3 separate regions of the Homo sapiens genome follow, and all the other regions are linked to region 1. The links are chromatin contacts, found by Hi-C or POLR2A ChIA-PET in ENCODE. All regions are on one chromosome and are shown on one strand. The core of a region is the stretch at or near the end of the contact, and the rest is flanking DNA. Distances in the headings are between cores, read along the strand shown.

Region 1 (4,693 bases), core at 821-3,320:
ACACGATGCAGAGGCCAGAGCCCAGAGCCCTGGACCACACACGACCAGTTCTTCTAAGACAGCAGGCTGAGCAAGGCCTGGGGAGTTGAGGCATGCTGCAGCAAGGGGTGGGGGGGGGGGGGGCGTTGGAGGTGAGGGTCCTGAATGGGCAGGTGGCATGTGAAGTGGATTGAAATGGGAGCTTATATTAGCAGGTGGCTGCTGAGGGTCACATGTACTGGTCAAGTCATTGCAAGCTGGTCAGGCACTGGGGTGGGCAATGGGTGGGGCAGTCAAGACTGAGGCATGGTCAACCCATTTCTGCCTGCAGTTTTGTGTGGCTGGGACATCCCACTGGCATCTCCTAGCCCAGCTCCTTTCGGACAGCTCTGCAGTCAGACCTCAGACAAGCTGCCAGTGGGGGTTAGCGGGAGACCTGGCCACCTGAGAGGCTGCGCGACTTCCCTTTCTCTACCAGGGCCGTCGCTCCTGGAGCAAGAAGCCGGCATAAGTGGGACCTCGAGGTCCAAAGCGACCTCAACATCAAAGAATTCAGCACTGTTTTGAATAGCCTGAACCAGCTTCCAAATCAATGCAAAATCCACTCACCTAGGGGCCTCGTCTTAGCTTAGCCCTTGTCACCCCCAGCCCGGGACCCTGAGGCGACAGCAGCTCACCTTAGAGACACCAACATTCTTTTCTGGTCCCTAATGCGCTGTGGACAGGGAAACAACCCAGCCTCGCTGACCTCAGCCATCTTCCTGTGCCAAAAAAAAGGAAAGGAGCCAAAAGGAAGAGAGGCGGGAGAGACCACATTTTAAGGAGAAAGATATTTACAGATAGGCTCCCTCTCCTGCCTTCAACCCCTGAGCTATAAAGCCTTGAAACGTTGCAATTTGCAATCAAATGTCAGACACAAAACCTTCTGGCTGGAGATGCAGCCGTGCCAGCTTCCTGAATTCTCTCCTCAATGTCGGCTGCGTGGGGATTTAAACTCATTTAAACTGGTGGGCCTGGGACCGGCTGTATCCATCAAAAACCAGGAAGGGGAGCCGGCGCGGGGCGTGCACAGCTGTAGGAGGGCTCTCTGTGTGCGAATCCAGGCCCTGAGTTCGCACGCCCACCTGGGGCGGTGGTCCAGCCGCCAGGAACCCGCTTCCCAGCCGCTCCCCCTCACGCAGGAAGCCGGGACTCTGGGCGCAGCTCTCCCGGACCACGGCCACGTCCTGGCTCCAGCTACGGAGGCAGAAAGAAGCCACAGAAACCTAAAGGACAGGAGGGGAAACTGAGCTTTCCGCGTGGGTGCGGCTGCCCTTGACACCCGCTTGGGGGCTCCGGAGGGGGAGGCAGGGCGGCCCCGCGCTGAGGGTGGAAGCGTGAACATCCGAGCAGAGAGAGCGGGGAGGGGCCGTCCGGAGAGATGCCCCGCTGGCCCGACTGTGGCCCCCGGGAAAGACGCCGGTCCCGTGAGCACCGCCCCTTCTGTTGTCTCCAGACGCCCCGCTGGGATCACTGCGCGCCGCCGCAGCTTCCCCACTACCCGTTCCAGAGCCACACCCTGGGGTGCGGCCGACACAAGATACCGCAAGGCCGGAGCCCCTCTGCGACCCCTACTTCCGAAGGCCGGGCCCCGGGCGCCTGCAGCCTCTTCCGCACCCGGCTCGGCCGGCGGGTCTGGGGCTCCCGGCACAGGTGGAGGTGGTGGCAGGTAGGAGGCGCTGCGGGGACACTACTGTCCCTGCCCTCCAGACGGCGCCCCGGGACGGCTGTGCCCCCAGGGCCTAGAAAAGTGCCTGAAGCTCAAGGGCCGCTCTCTGAGGGAGAGGGGACCGATCTGAGTGAGATCAGGGAGCGGGCAGAGGGGCTTGGAGGGGACCAGCCCAGAGCACCCCCACAGGGTGTCCCTTGGGTCCTGCCCTAGACTGCGCTGGATGGATTCTGCACACCCCACATTCCAGCCTCCCAAGACCATTGATGCCCTGTGTTTGCAGGCATGGCGCGCCCCGCAGAGCGAGAAATGTAAGGAAGGGCACAGGGCCGAGACGCGTGGCCGCCCCTTAACTGCGCTTCCTCTCGACTCTCGGGGGCTTCGCGGCGTCTGTGCTCATTCAGGCTGGGAAGGCGCTGCCCCCGTGTGGCCGCTGCCCGTCTCCGCAAGGCTGTCGTGTGGGGCGCTCCTCTGCTGTGACCAGCGCGGTTTGTGTGATTCCGCTCCCCCGCTCACACCCACCTGTTTCAGCACTGTTTTAAATAGCCAGAACCAACTTCCTAATCAATGCACCTGGGGTGGATACGGCGCGGGGGTGGGGGTCACAGTAACACCACAAAGTAGCATTTTTCTGGTTCGGCTCCACCTGGAGAACTGTGGGTTCTGCGGACCCCCGAAAATTCCAACCAATTACCAAGTAGTTCAGAAGTTCCAGGAGTCTGGGCCACTGTGGCGGTCGCCATCTTCTCCTGCTGAGGGGCTGAGGTGCCCATTGCTGTCCCTCTCTTCCCGGTGCTCTCAGTGCTGAGCTCCAGCATGCCCCTGTGGAAGGCCCTGCCACAAAGCCTGGCTGCTCCACGCTCCCTGACTCGGCTGTCCTCAAATCCCCCTTCCCCTCTGACAGCCAGTGGTTTCTTTACATCAACTAGGTGCCCCCAAGGTTAGACTTTCCAAGGAAGACCCCGCTCCATTTACACGGTGGTTTCGTTTTACATTTTTAAGCAACAGTTCTCTCAGATATTATTAACAGAGAAAGCATCGTTTGGGTATAAAAGAAGAAGGCCGAGAATGAGGACATCTAGACCCCAGCTGTGGTGTTCTCCAACCAGCGCTGTGCTCCTGGGGGTCTCTCTGGTGGCTCTGTTTAACAGGGGGTCACCTGCTGAAATAGATGGCTGTGGTGTTCATGGCAGGGGATATGAGGATCTTTTAGTGCAGAAGAAAGTTTAGTGGAAAGGAGATGGTGGAGCAGTGAATGAGAGAGTGACCCTGTGGTATGTGGTCCCAGCCCCACTCAGTGCAAGAACTGAGCCTGGTAATACCTCAGGAGCAGCCGCTGTGGGGTGACCAGCTTGCGGGGCAAGGCATGGGCCCTGAGGAGAGGGCACAACAGGTGCAGACGATTGCTAACCCAGACCCGCAGAAGACGTAATGGGCTTCTTCCTAAACACACACGCAAACTCCTGGGGACTTTGATAAATGCCTGTGGCATTTGGAGTGGTGGAGGAGGACACCAATGTCCTGTCGTTATGAAGGACCCCAAAGCTGGGGGAATTAAGCCAAAATATGGACCCACAGATTGGCTGCTGCTGGCGATATTCACAGGAGGTCATGCAGATTCTGTCTGGGATCATTGGAGTCCCGATGCCATGTCTACCTACATCATGCACGTGTGACACCCTTGGAGTAGAACCAGTTTATTCACAGGGTAACCCTGGCAGTGGCATCTGTAGAGAATTCTGGAGCTTGCAGCTGGGAGGGACCCTCAGTACTCCCTGCTGGCTCTGGAGACCCCAGAGGACAGTGAGGGGGCAACAACTGAGAGGACCTCCTAGGCTGCTCTGAGCTCCTGGGCAGGTCTAGAGAGGTGGCTGGATGTTCCAGAGGGAGGAAAAGGCAAGTGGCTTTGCCCAAGCTGGCTGGCATTTCTGGTCACTCTGTGTCCCTAGAGAAATGCCTGAGAACACTCAAAGTCCTTAGGTCAGACCCAACATGTCTAAAAAGACGGAGTCTTCCTGGAGACTATGGGGAAACTATGGAGAGGAGGGTCACAGGGATTATGTCAGATGTGCCAGAATCTGGGATACAGGCACACAAGCTGGGTCGGTGATTCCTGAAGCCAGGTTACCCTGGCATTTCCAGTGACACGATCCAGTTCTAAGTCCCCTTTTGTGCTTCAGTTCCATAGAGTAGGGTTTCTGTTACCCATAACCAGAGGAGTCCTCTCACAATACAGGATTTGTTAAGTCTCCACACATAATTAGATATGGGCTAACAGGAAGTGGACATCTCAGGCAGTGGTAATCTGAAGGCTGCGGTGCCACTCAGAGAGGTGTGGTAGGTGCTGTGCAAGTTGTATTGGGAGTGTGAACTGAATTACTGTGGCAGTGTCTACTTCTGAATGCTGGGTGTGGCTGGCCCAGGAGACTCTGGACCCAGGAAAAGCCTGTTTTGCATTTTCTCATGCAGGTTCATCTCTCTTACAATCACGGACTACCTCTCACCCTGCACTTCAAGATACCAGCACTTAACACTTAATTCTGAAGTGTATTGGGTGCCTGAAAACAACCACATGCAATAATAAAACTCTCCCCAGTTCCAAATGGCTTGAACTAGCGACACACAAAGAGAGGGAAGAGGCCCCTGTGGATTGAAGATTATTAAATATGAAGTATGTTTGTCAGGAAAAAAACCTTTGTTTATATAAACAGTAGAAGCGCCGCCATGGTAACCCTGCTGGGTTTGCTCTGCAGCCCGTAAAGGCCTCAGAGCCAAATTACCACCTCCTTTTTCATTGCTAGCCTACATTTTTAAAAAAACATCTCCAGCCAAAATTCCATGATCTGCCTGCTTGGTTTCCAGGCTCAGAAAATATCATTTTAAAAGGACTTGGGAACCAGTTAGAACCGCTGCCGATGCTTCTAAATGAAAGCTCATTTCTCTCACACACACTCTCACACACAAAGACGCATTTTGTTTGCCAAACTACAGTATGCTTTTCCCTTT
Region 2 (4,371 bases), core at 1-2,500, 260 kb before region 1:
CTCTTCAGTTACTTTTGATAGAATTTCCTGATATTGGTGAAATTTTATAAATGATGAAATTACATTAAGATAAATCTCACATTTGATTGTTGATTCCATCTGCTAACTTGGAGCGAAATGTTGGCAAACCATATTATTGGGGGACTATATTTTCTTTTACTTAAGTTAGACTTATTTTGGATTAAGGTTTCAGATACAAGTGCACTGTGAGACAGGTAAGAGCTTGAAATATTTACTGTTCATAATTACCCAGGAAGGGAGTAGAAAGGGAGGGCTTATGGTACCACAAAATAAAAGGAAATTTAAATAGTGTAAAAGAATGTTGTTGATACAAAGAAGTTAAACTAGGTAGATCTAGCTTAACAAAAGTATTTTAGGATTTGCCACATTTTACTTGCAGATGAAAACTAGCAATAACAGAGTCATGTCATTTATTCATAGTTAGGATGGTATACTAGAGAGTGGAGAGGATAGTCTTCCCCCATTTATGAAATTGTACACTTTTTAAATAGTGAGATGGCCCACATGAGAGAAGCACCATGGGGAACACATGTGGGATTATTGGGAGACTCATATATGGATGTGTTGGAAAAAGAAAAGGAGGAAGGGCCAGTACAGGGGGGGCAGGAAGACTTTATTCTCTAACGTTCTTATAGAAATGAATATAGGACTAACAGGACAGAGTAAAATTTTCTAGCTGAAGTCAGCAAACTTGAGCTAGTCCCTATTTTTTTTCCCATGACTTTGTTAGGATTTGTAACAGAAAGAGTGCTCTGTACCATGTAGGAGTTTTCAAATCCTGTTACTCCTTCAACCTGATCTACTATATGCATGCATTTCATTCAAAAAAACAGGAGTTTCTGATCCCTTATTAACAGAAGGAGAAACTGAGGCCATGTCACCTTCCCAAGAATAGCAAACAGAACCCAGACCAGACCCAGGCTCCACATTCTTTCCAGTTTACCTTGCTGCCTTCTGTTCAACAGAGAATCATAAAATCCAAGACACTTGTGTGACTTGCCTTCAATACTGGCCAAGGATTTTAAGAAGCTCTGAGAAGGTGTCTCTGGCCATCTCAAGACTCCTCATCTTGCTCAGTCTTTAGATGATGCCACCCCTTATGCAGAGATGTTTTTTGTTCTGCGATGGGGAGCTAAACACCCCTCTCGCCTGTTCTTCACATCCTCCTACAACCCGAGGCTTCCTAGTGCAGCTTCATGCTGTCCATGCCCCATGCATAAGAGTTTGGCCAAGAGACCAGGTTCACACATCACTTGCAGGTGCTTTGTGTGCTAATGCTCACAGCTTCTGGGAAGTTGACAGGGTCAGAGGGGTCAGGGATTTATAAACACTATCAGAATGCCAAGTCTTCCAGACCCATTGTGGTTTGTTATGCTTGTTGGAATTAGTCATCCTCTGAATCTACTGGGAATCTAATTTTTGTGTACCTTAACGTCACTACTGCTAGTTTCCTGTTCTGAAGAGAAAACAGAGGGTAGAGTCCCTGGTTTGCTGGAAGCAGCATTTTGTATGGGTCAAATGTGCATCAAACAACAGCCAAAAATGCCTTGCTGAAGGCTGTGTGGATTTCATGTGGTGACTGCTTGGCCTAGGTCAGCTGGGAAAGCACAGCATGGTTTATGGACACACCCCCAACCTCATCAGCCTATGGAAGAAATGTGGGCAAGATCTCTCTGAAACTCTTTCTCAGGAGACTGGCTAAAAGAATCAGGCTTTCAGATCTTCCAAGCTAGTACTGCTTCTGAAATATATGACTTGCAGTGTTTTAGTTGGGCACAGGAATTTGTATTTTTCTATCTCACTTGATTGTCACAATATCCCTATAAAACAGTAAAGGGTCCATTAAGATACCTGTATAATACTTGAGAGACCTTATAGAATTAAGAAAAACTTGTTCAAAAGCAAGACATGAATTGGCAAAGACTTTCATTTCAGCAAAAGTTTTGGGTAAATCAAAAGAAATAATATCAAAGATATACGGCTGATCCTTGAACAACATTTTGAACTGAATGGGTCCAATTATACACAGGTATTTTTCAACCAAATGCAGATCAAAAATACAGTATTCGCAGGATGCAAAATCCACATATATGGAGGGCTGACTTCTAGTATATGCAGGTTCTGCAGGGCTGTCTGCAGGACTTGAGTGCATGGATTTGGTATACTCAGGGATCATGAACCAATCCTCTGCCTATACCAAGGAATGACTGTATTCGCATTCAGTTCTTGGGATCAAATACACGTAGGGTAAAGCTATGAGAAGATGAAAAAATAGAATGGAAAATAAATATAATGTGTTAAGATATAGTAAAGAAACTCCAATTAGAATAATAATGCCTACGATTTGTGTCTTTTATCTGCAAGCACTTTATCCTTTTTTATTTATCCTCATATAACCATTGTTACTCTATTTTCTAATGGGAAGGAACTATGCGGTCATTTGAATCATTGTTATATATGGAATGTGTCGTTTTTCTCTGTTTTCACAGTTTCTTCTTTTTTAGTTCTTAGCAGTTTGATTATTTGTGTGGGCATGGTTTTCCTTCAGGGTACCCTATTTTGACTTTGCAGAGCTTCTTGAATCTATAAACTTGTCTGTCACCATATTTGGGGAGTTTGCAGCTACTTGAGTTGGGGGGGGAAATTCTGGACCTCATGGTAGTGTGGGTCATTTCTCTAGGTTTAAATTTTCCTCCCCAGTCCACCAGTTTTGTTTACCTTCCAGTCTACTTGGTTGCTTTTTCTGTTGTAATCAGCAGGTGATATAGGCAGTAGCAAGCATACTCTATCTTGGCTGCTGCTACTTCAATTTTACAGATAAGGACACTGAGGTTCAAAAAGTTTAGGTAACCTGCCGAGGTCAGATAGCTAGTAATCTGCCAAATTAGTATTCTGATTCTGGATTCTAAATTTGGTCCAACTCCTGTACTTTGTACTGTATCATGTTGCTCTTCCAAGATTTCCTGGCTTCATCAGTTTAAATAGTTGATAGATTGTAACAAAGTTTGCAGGTCACTTCCTTAGTATAATAGAGTATACAATGTCAATTTAAGTACTGTTAGAATAAAATGATGTTAACTACTGCATATGAGTCCCTGGATACTCCAAGGAGAGTCTTGTTCTTACATTAATTGAAATACTTCAAATGTGTCATCATTTAGAAATAAGAAATAAGACCACGTGAAGGAAGTTCAACTATTCATTTAAAAAAAAATAGATGCTCAATTTAATCAAATGCAATTTTGCCTTTTGTTAAGATGGTGATATTTTTCCTTTACCTACTAGTACACTGAATGTCATAAAAAACATTTTTAAATATTGGATCATTCTAGTATTTCTGTATACATTTGGTTATGATATATTCTTTTAATGTATATCTGAATTCTGTATTTTTAATATTATTCAGAAATTTAGCACCCCTATTTATAACTGTAATTGGGCTGCCATTGTCCTTTTTATTACTACCTTTCTTTACAGTACTTTTGATTCTTTTTTATTTAAATTAGTACTTCTTCTAGAATTTATTATGATATAAGGTACAAGGTCAACATCCAGTGTTTCTTTCCCCGATTGATTAGCCAGTTCTTCCCACACCACTGTGTAATAATCTTTTACCAACAACTTGAACAGTTAAACTCTTTGCTAGGCTTGGGTTCATTACTGGATTTTCTATTCTGTTCTGTTTTTCTGTCTGTTTCTATAGTTGGATCACATTGTTTTAATTAGTTTTAACATCTGGAGGACCAATCTATCCTCATTTCTAATCTTGGGTGAAAATCTCCTTGGTCTTTACTGGATTTTTCCAACCACATACATTTTAAATAATTTTTTATGTTCCCAGATATCCCTGGGATTTTCACTCGAACTGTGTGAAAAATACAGATTAACTCAGCAGCAATGGCGCTGCATTTTCTCTATACTTATTTTCTTATTTAGGGATATACCATGTCTCGTTTACGTCCCTCAGTACGATTTTGTTTTTTTCTTCAAATTAGTCTAATTGTCAACATTTTTTTCCCAGGCATTTTAAGTTGCCTCCATTGTGAAAGAAATGCTTTGCTGTTGTATTCTCCAAACTGTCATTCTTCACTCTTGACTGGTGAACCTATAGTTTGTGATCCATGGGCTTCTACTGAACTCCATAAAATGATTTACAAAAACGTGCATGTCAGTGGGTTTTCTGTAGAAAAGACCATGCATGCAGCCCCCATCCCCATCCCCTGCCAAAAAAAGAGCTTCAGAAACATTAGTTTTGGGGAAAACAATAGGTTTCTAACAGGTTTTTTGTTGATTTCTTTTATTTTTATTATTTTTATTTTTTTAAGAGGGAGTCTTGCTCTGTCACCCAGG
Region 3 (4,388 bases), core at 1,747-4,246, 470 kb before region 1:
CTGACTGAGGAGAGATGCTCTATACGTGGTTTTGGTAATGACAGCATGTCTCTAACTCGAGATTAAGTTTCTGTCCTCTGAAGATCTCAATGTAATTCATTACAGAAGTGCTTCCCAAAGCTTCTCCTTGGAAGGCTTTTCTTTACACGATATACTCTTTGAACAATGGATGCTATGCTTAAATAAGTTTATAACACCCTCTTCCCCCTCAAAGATTCAGAAGTCAGGGCAACCACATCATATTGGGAGTCTAATTTGTAAGTCGATAAGATAAAAATCCCTTTGGTCAAAATTATCCTTGAAAATCACCAGAAATTGTATATAAGGTCCCCCAATTTATAGCTTTATGTGTACACCCTGGTCACTAAGGTGTGAGTGTAGTTATAAATTACTGTTAATGATGAGACTAAGAATACGGACCACTAGGATTGCTATTTTCTTTCCCTGGCATCCTCATTTAAATTGTTATTTTTATTTTTCATCTAGTGTATAGTTTGATTCATAGAATTTAAATGCATATATTAAATTAAAAGTAGTAATTATTATAGTACTAATAATAGTAATAATCATTGACATTTATTGGGGGCTAGCTATTGCCTGCCAGACTGCTCTAAGTGCTTTATTTGCATGAACTGAGTTAATCTGAACAGAAACTTCAGGGCTGGACACTATATTCCCTTTTTACAACAAAGTCACTTGCTTCTGCTTTTACTCGTGCCTTTGGCGACACAATGACTCTGCAAATTGTCCTGTGCCCAGAGGAAACATTTTTCTGAAAACTTCTGCGCTGGGGCAGATTTAGGGCAAAGTTAACACTTCAAAAATATCTCCAGTAATTGAGTAAATTGCTCATCTGTCAAATTGGCTCTTTGGCAAATTACTCTGCTTGCACATATTAATAGCCAAGCTTAGCCAACTTGAAATATGGAGATTTACTGGAAATCACAGTGAAGTGAAGAGAGAGGCAAGAGCAGAATTGAAATTCCCACCTGGCAGCAAAAGAGAGTTATGCAGAGCCTATCAGGTAAGGCAGAAGCACTTCCTGGACCGCTCAACTGAAGGGCACAGCCAGCAGTGAGGTGGGGTGGCCCAGAGGTTAGAAACCCCACAGAGAGAATCAGAGGGAAGCTGGAGGCAGAGGGAGTGCGCCATTCGGAATTCCAGGGGTTGAGGACCTCTAGGTCCCAGGTACAGTTGTAAGGCTGGGGGCAAAAAGTTGCTCCTGCCAGGCACTGTGGCTCACGCTTGTAATCCCAGCACTTCGGGAGGCCAAGGCAGGCAGATCACTTGAGGGAGTTTGAGACCAGCCTGGTCAACGTGGTGAAACCCTGTCTCTACTAAAAATACAAAAATTAGCTAGGCGTGGTGGCACATGTCTGTAATCCCAACTACTCAGGAGGCTGAGGCAGGAGAATCACTTGAACCTGAGAGGAGAAGGTTGCAGTGAGCCAATATTGTGCCACTGGATAATCTTGGCTGTGGGGTCAGAGTGAGACTCTGTCAAAAAAAAAAAAAAAAAAAAAAAAAGAAGAAGCAAAGCAGCTCCAGGCCAGCTTTCTTCCCTGCCAAGGCACAGTCAGCTTCCTAAACCTGCAAGGCTGCATCAGTCTAGAGTAGGCACTATTTTCAGCTCGCATCAAGGAGCCATAGAGGCAGCTGAATGATTCTCCAACAGATGGTCTCAGTAGAGTAGAAATGACAGTGTAGCACATTGACAATGAGGAAGTTAAGGTGTGCCACAGTTGTTAATGGAACCTAAGTAAAAACTCAGAGACAGAGGAGTTTAAGGGAGTCTTAGCTCCCCAGAGATTTCTAAGAAGCCCACCTAAAAAAATCTCTTGATTAGTAAATGAAACTATTATTATTGTTATTATTACTAATGGTAGATGAGAAGATATTTTTGTAGATAATGAAGTCAATATCAGAAAGATTTAGTAGTGGACAGATTCAGTAGGCTGCAAAATTATAAGGTCAGACTTCCAATTCTAAAATGACTTCCTTAGCCTAGTCCAGGTGGAGGGTGGTGCTGGTTAAGTTTAAACACAGTATTACCTTGTGAGAAGTGTTCCAAGTTTTTAATTGTCTACTTCCAGGTGTACTACACATCTAATAGAACTACCACACTCCTCTCTGCCTTATAAACCTTTGCCTACCAACAATACAAGCTCAGATTCCTTCCCTGAGTGTAGTGGGTACTTACAGAATGGTCGGTCCAGGTTCCTTTAGTAGAACCTGCTACCACGTGCATATCTACATACACCCTTTGTCCTTGTGTTACTGTGGAAGCTGCTTTGTCAACTCAGTCTGTTCCTCAGCCACAGATTTGTTTTCTTTCCTTGGGACCCCAGGACAAATGCCATGATGATACTGTTGCAGGAGCCAGCAGTCAGCTGCTTAAGGTTGTCTCTTCTGTCCACATCTTTGTGCCATTCTTTGGCTAGCAATGTAGGTGCCAGTCAGGGTCATCCTATGAAATATCACATTCCTTGCCTGTAAACTGTGGTAGTGGGGAGGCCTGGCCTACTCACTGCACAAGACCGTCTTTAGGACAAAATAGGCTACTATGGATGAAAGGGCCACATCAGGGGTGTCCAGTCTTTTGGCTTCTCTGGGCCACATTGGAAAAGAAGGATTGTCTTGAGTCACAAATAACATACACTCACACTGATGATAGCTGATGAGAAAAAAAAATCTCATAATGTTTTAGAAAGTTTACAAATTTGCGTTGGGCCACATTCAGAGCTGTCCTGGGCCATACACAGCCCGCGGGCTGCAGGTTAGACAAGCTTGGGCTACATGGTACCAGTGTTAGCGTGAGGATGAGGGTGTATTGCACTTCATAACCCCCAATATAAGGATTCTCCTTAAAGCAGTCTTTCTGCCCTGTTTGCCTGGTGGCACTCCGCTCTCACAGTGAGACTTGCCACTAGGAAGGGTGGAAATTCTTCCCAGCTCCTCTGAGTAGTGGGGCTCGAGGATGAGGGTCCATGCCATAGTGAGAGCCTCTAGGCCTCTGACGCAGACTGAGAAAATGGGCTGTGACGACACAAAGCCACTACGGGAAGTCTCAAGTCCTTGACCCAATGTGCACATTCCGAGCTTCCGGTGCAGCAATGAGCTGACACAAACCGTGGCGGCCTGAAGACCTGGACCTTCCATTTTGCCTTTCAGGACCCGTGTTCACACCAGCACTTAGTTTGGAGGAAGCACCTGGAGGAGATGCAGAGTCCAGATGTGCGCCCTCTGCCGGAAGCCTACTGCACCAGGACGTAGGCCTGGAGTGGCCCTTAACGCATTTGGAAATCAGTCTTCACTAAAAAAACTTCCTCCAAAATGTTCTTTAACAGCCCTTTAAAAGCCATTGTTTCAAAACAGTCCAAGGTGGTGAACAATTAATATTTTCGATTTACATGAAGACTCTGGAGTAGGAATTACCTGAGTTGGAAACTCAGTTCTACTCTATTGGTATCAGGTTGCATTCTGTATCATCATTAAAATTTTCAGAAAAACTCTCAACCTCGGTGCATTAGTTTTCTAGGACTGTCATAATGAAGTATATCACAGATTCTATGGCTTGAGCAATAGAAATTTATTTCCTTGCCATTCTGAGTCTAGAAATCTGAGATCAGGGTGTTAGCAGGATTGGTTTCTTCTGAGGCCTCTCTCCTTGGCTTGCAGAAGAAGCATAGTTGACCTCTCCCTGTGTGTTCACATGGTCAAACCACTGTGTACATCTGAATCCCAATCTCTTCTTGTAAGGGTGCCAGTCATATTGGATTGGAGCCCACTAATGAGATCATGACCACATCTTACCTTAATTACCTCTGAAGGCTCTATGTCTAAATACAGTCACATTCTGAGACATTGGGGGTTAGGACTTCAACATATGAATTTTTGGGTGACACAATTCAGCCCATAACAGTAACCCTTTTAAGACTGTCACTTATTTCTCTAGTGAAAAGGCAGAACTTTCGGAATCTTTTAGAATCTCCCCTGCAGCTGAGTAAACATCTTAGTGTCTTCATAACTAGAAACCACAGGTGGTTGTTTCATTTTGTTTTAAATTTTCTATCACTGAAGATAAGTAAGATCAGAACTCGAAAGTCTTGCTAACCCATCGATGTCATGAGAAAGGCCCAGGATCAGGGTCAGAAAACCTGGTTTTTCTTTGTAATAGTTAATTATGAGATTATTTATTCAGCTATTATTATTATTATTATTATATTATTGAGACGGAGTCTCGCTGTCTCCCAGGCTGGAGTGCAGTGGCGCGATCTCGGCTAACTGCAAGCTCCGCCCCCCGGGTTCACGCCATTCTCCTGCCTCAGCCTCCCGAGTAGCTGGGACCACAGGCGCCCACCACCACGCCCAGCTAATTTTTTTTTTTT

Evidence for each region. Hi-C counts contacts between places; a loop is a spot of excess contacts on that map. ChIA-PET counts read pairs that join two places held with the same protein, here RNA polymerase II (POLR2A). Pooled maps may share reads with other maps.
Region 2: a loop to region 1 is called in a map of HL-60/S4, with 2.0 times the contacts of the local background. The contact joins two enhancer-like sites. A Hi-C loop is called at or near these places in 4 of 168 maps with a recorded cell type or tissue (GM12878, HL-60/S4, body of pancreas and 1 more) and 6 of 50 pooled maps. POLR2A ChIA-PET finds 5 or more read pairs at or near these places in 1 of 52 experiments (Panc1).
Region 3: a map of chondrocyte shows a loop between it and region 1 (2.6-fold over the local background). The contact joins the promoter of LINC01890 here to the enhancer-like site in region 1. A Hi-C loop is called at or near these places in 1 of 168 maps with a recorded cell type or tissue (chondrocyte) and 5 of 50 pooled maps. POLR2A ChIA-PET finds 5 or more read pairs at or near these places in 1 of 52 experiments (activated CD4-positive, alpha-beta T cell).

Annotation. Positions count from the first base shown.
Region 1 is chr2:69,305,446-69,310,138 of GRCh38, forward strand. No RefSeq gene overlaps it. Among named protein-coding and RNA genes, the nearest start is that of GFPT1, 79 kb to the right of the region's middle. RefSeq lists enhancers at 668-1,407, 1,893-1,942 and a silencer at 1,513-1,662. Within about 2 kb of position 2,071, at least 28 of the 41 ENCODE cell types and tissues checked have a DNase peak (open chromatin) inside an H3K27ac peak, as active enhancers do; they include Panc1, where a contact is called at or near this core.
Region 2 is chr2:69,044,986-69,049,356 of GRCh38, forward strand. The region is part of intron 3 of ANTXR1 (ANTXR cell adhesion molecule 1); the gene reads left to right. Among named protein-coding and RNA genes, the nearest start is that of ANTXR1, 34 kb to the left of the region's middle. Within about 2 kb of position 1,251, at least 3 of the 41 ENCODE cell types and tissues checked have a DNase peak (open chromatin) inside an H3K27ac peak, as active enhancers do; they include Panc1, where a contact is called at or near this core.
Region 3 is chr2:68,834,211-68,838,598 of GRCh38, forward strand. It overlaps LINC01890 (long intergenic non-protein coding RNA 1890), which reads right to left and starts at 2,997. Exons shown (of 4, transcript NR_183884.1): 1 at 2,201-2,997. LINC01888 (long intergenic non-protein coding RNA 1888) reads left to right here. Exons shown (of 2, transcript NR_183895.1): 2 at 3,172-3,516.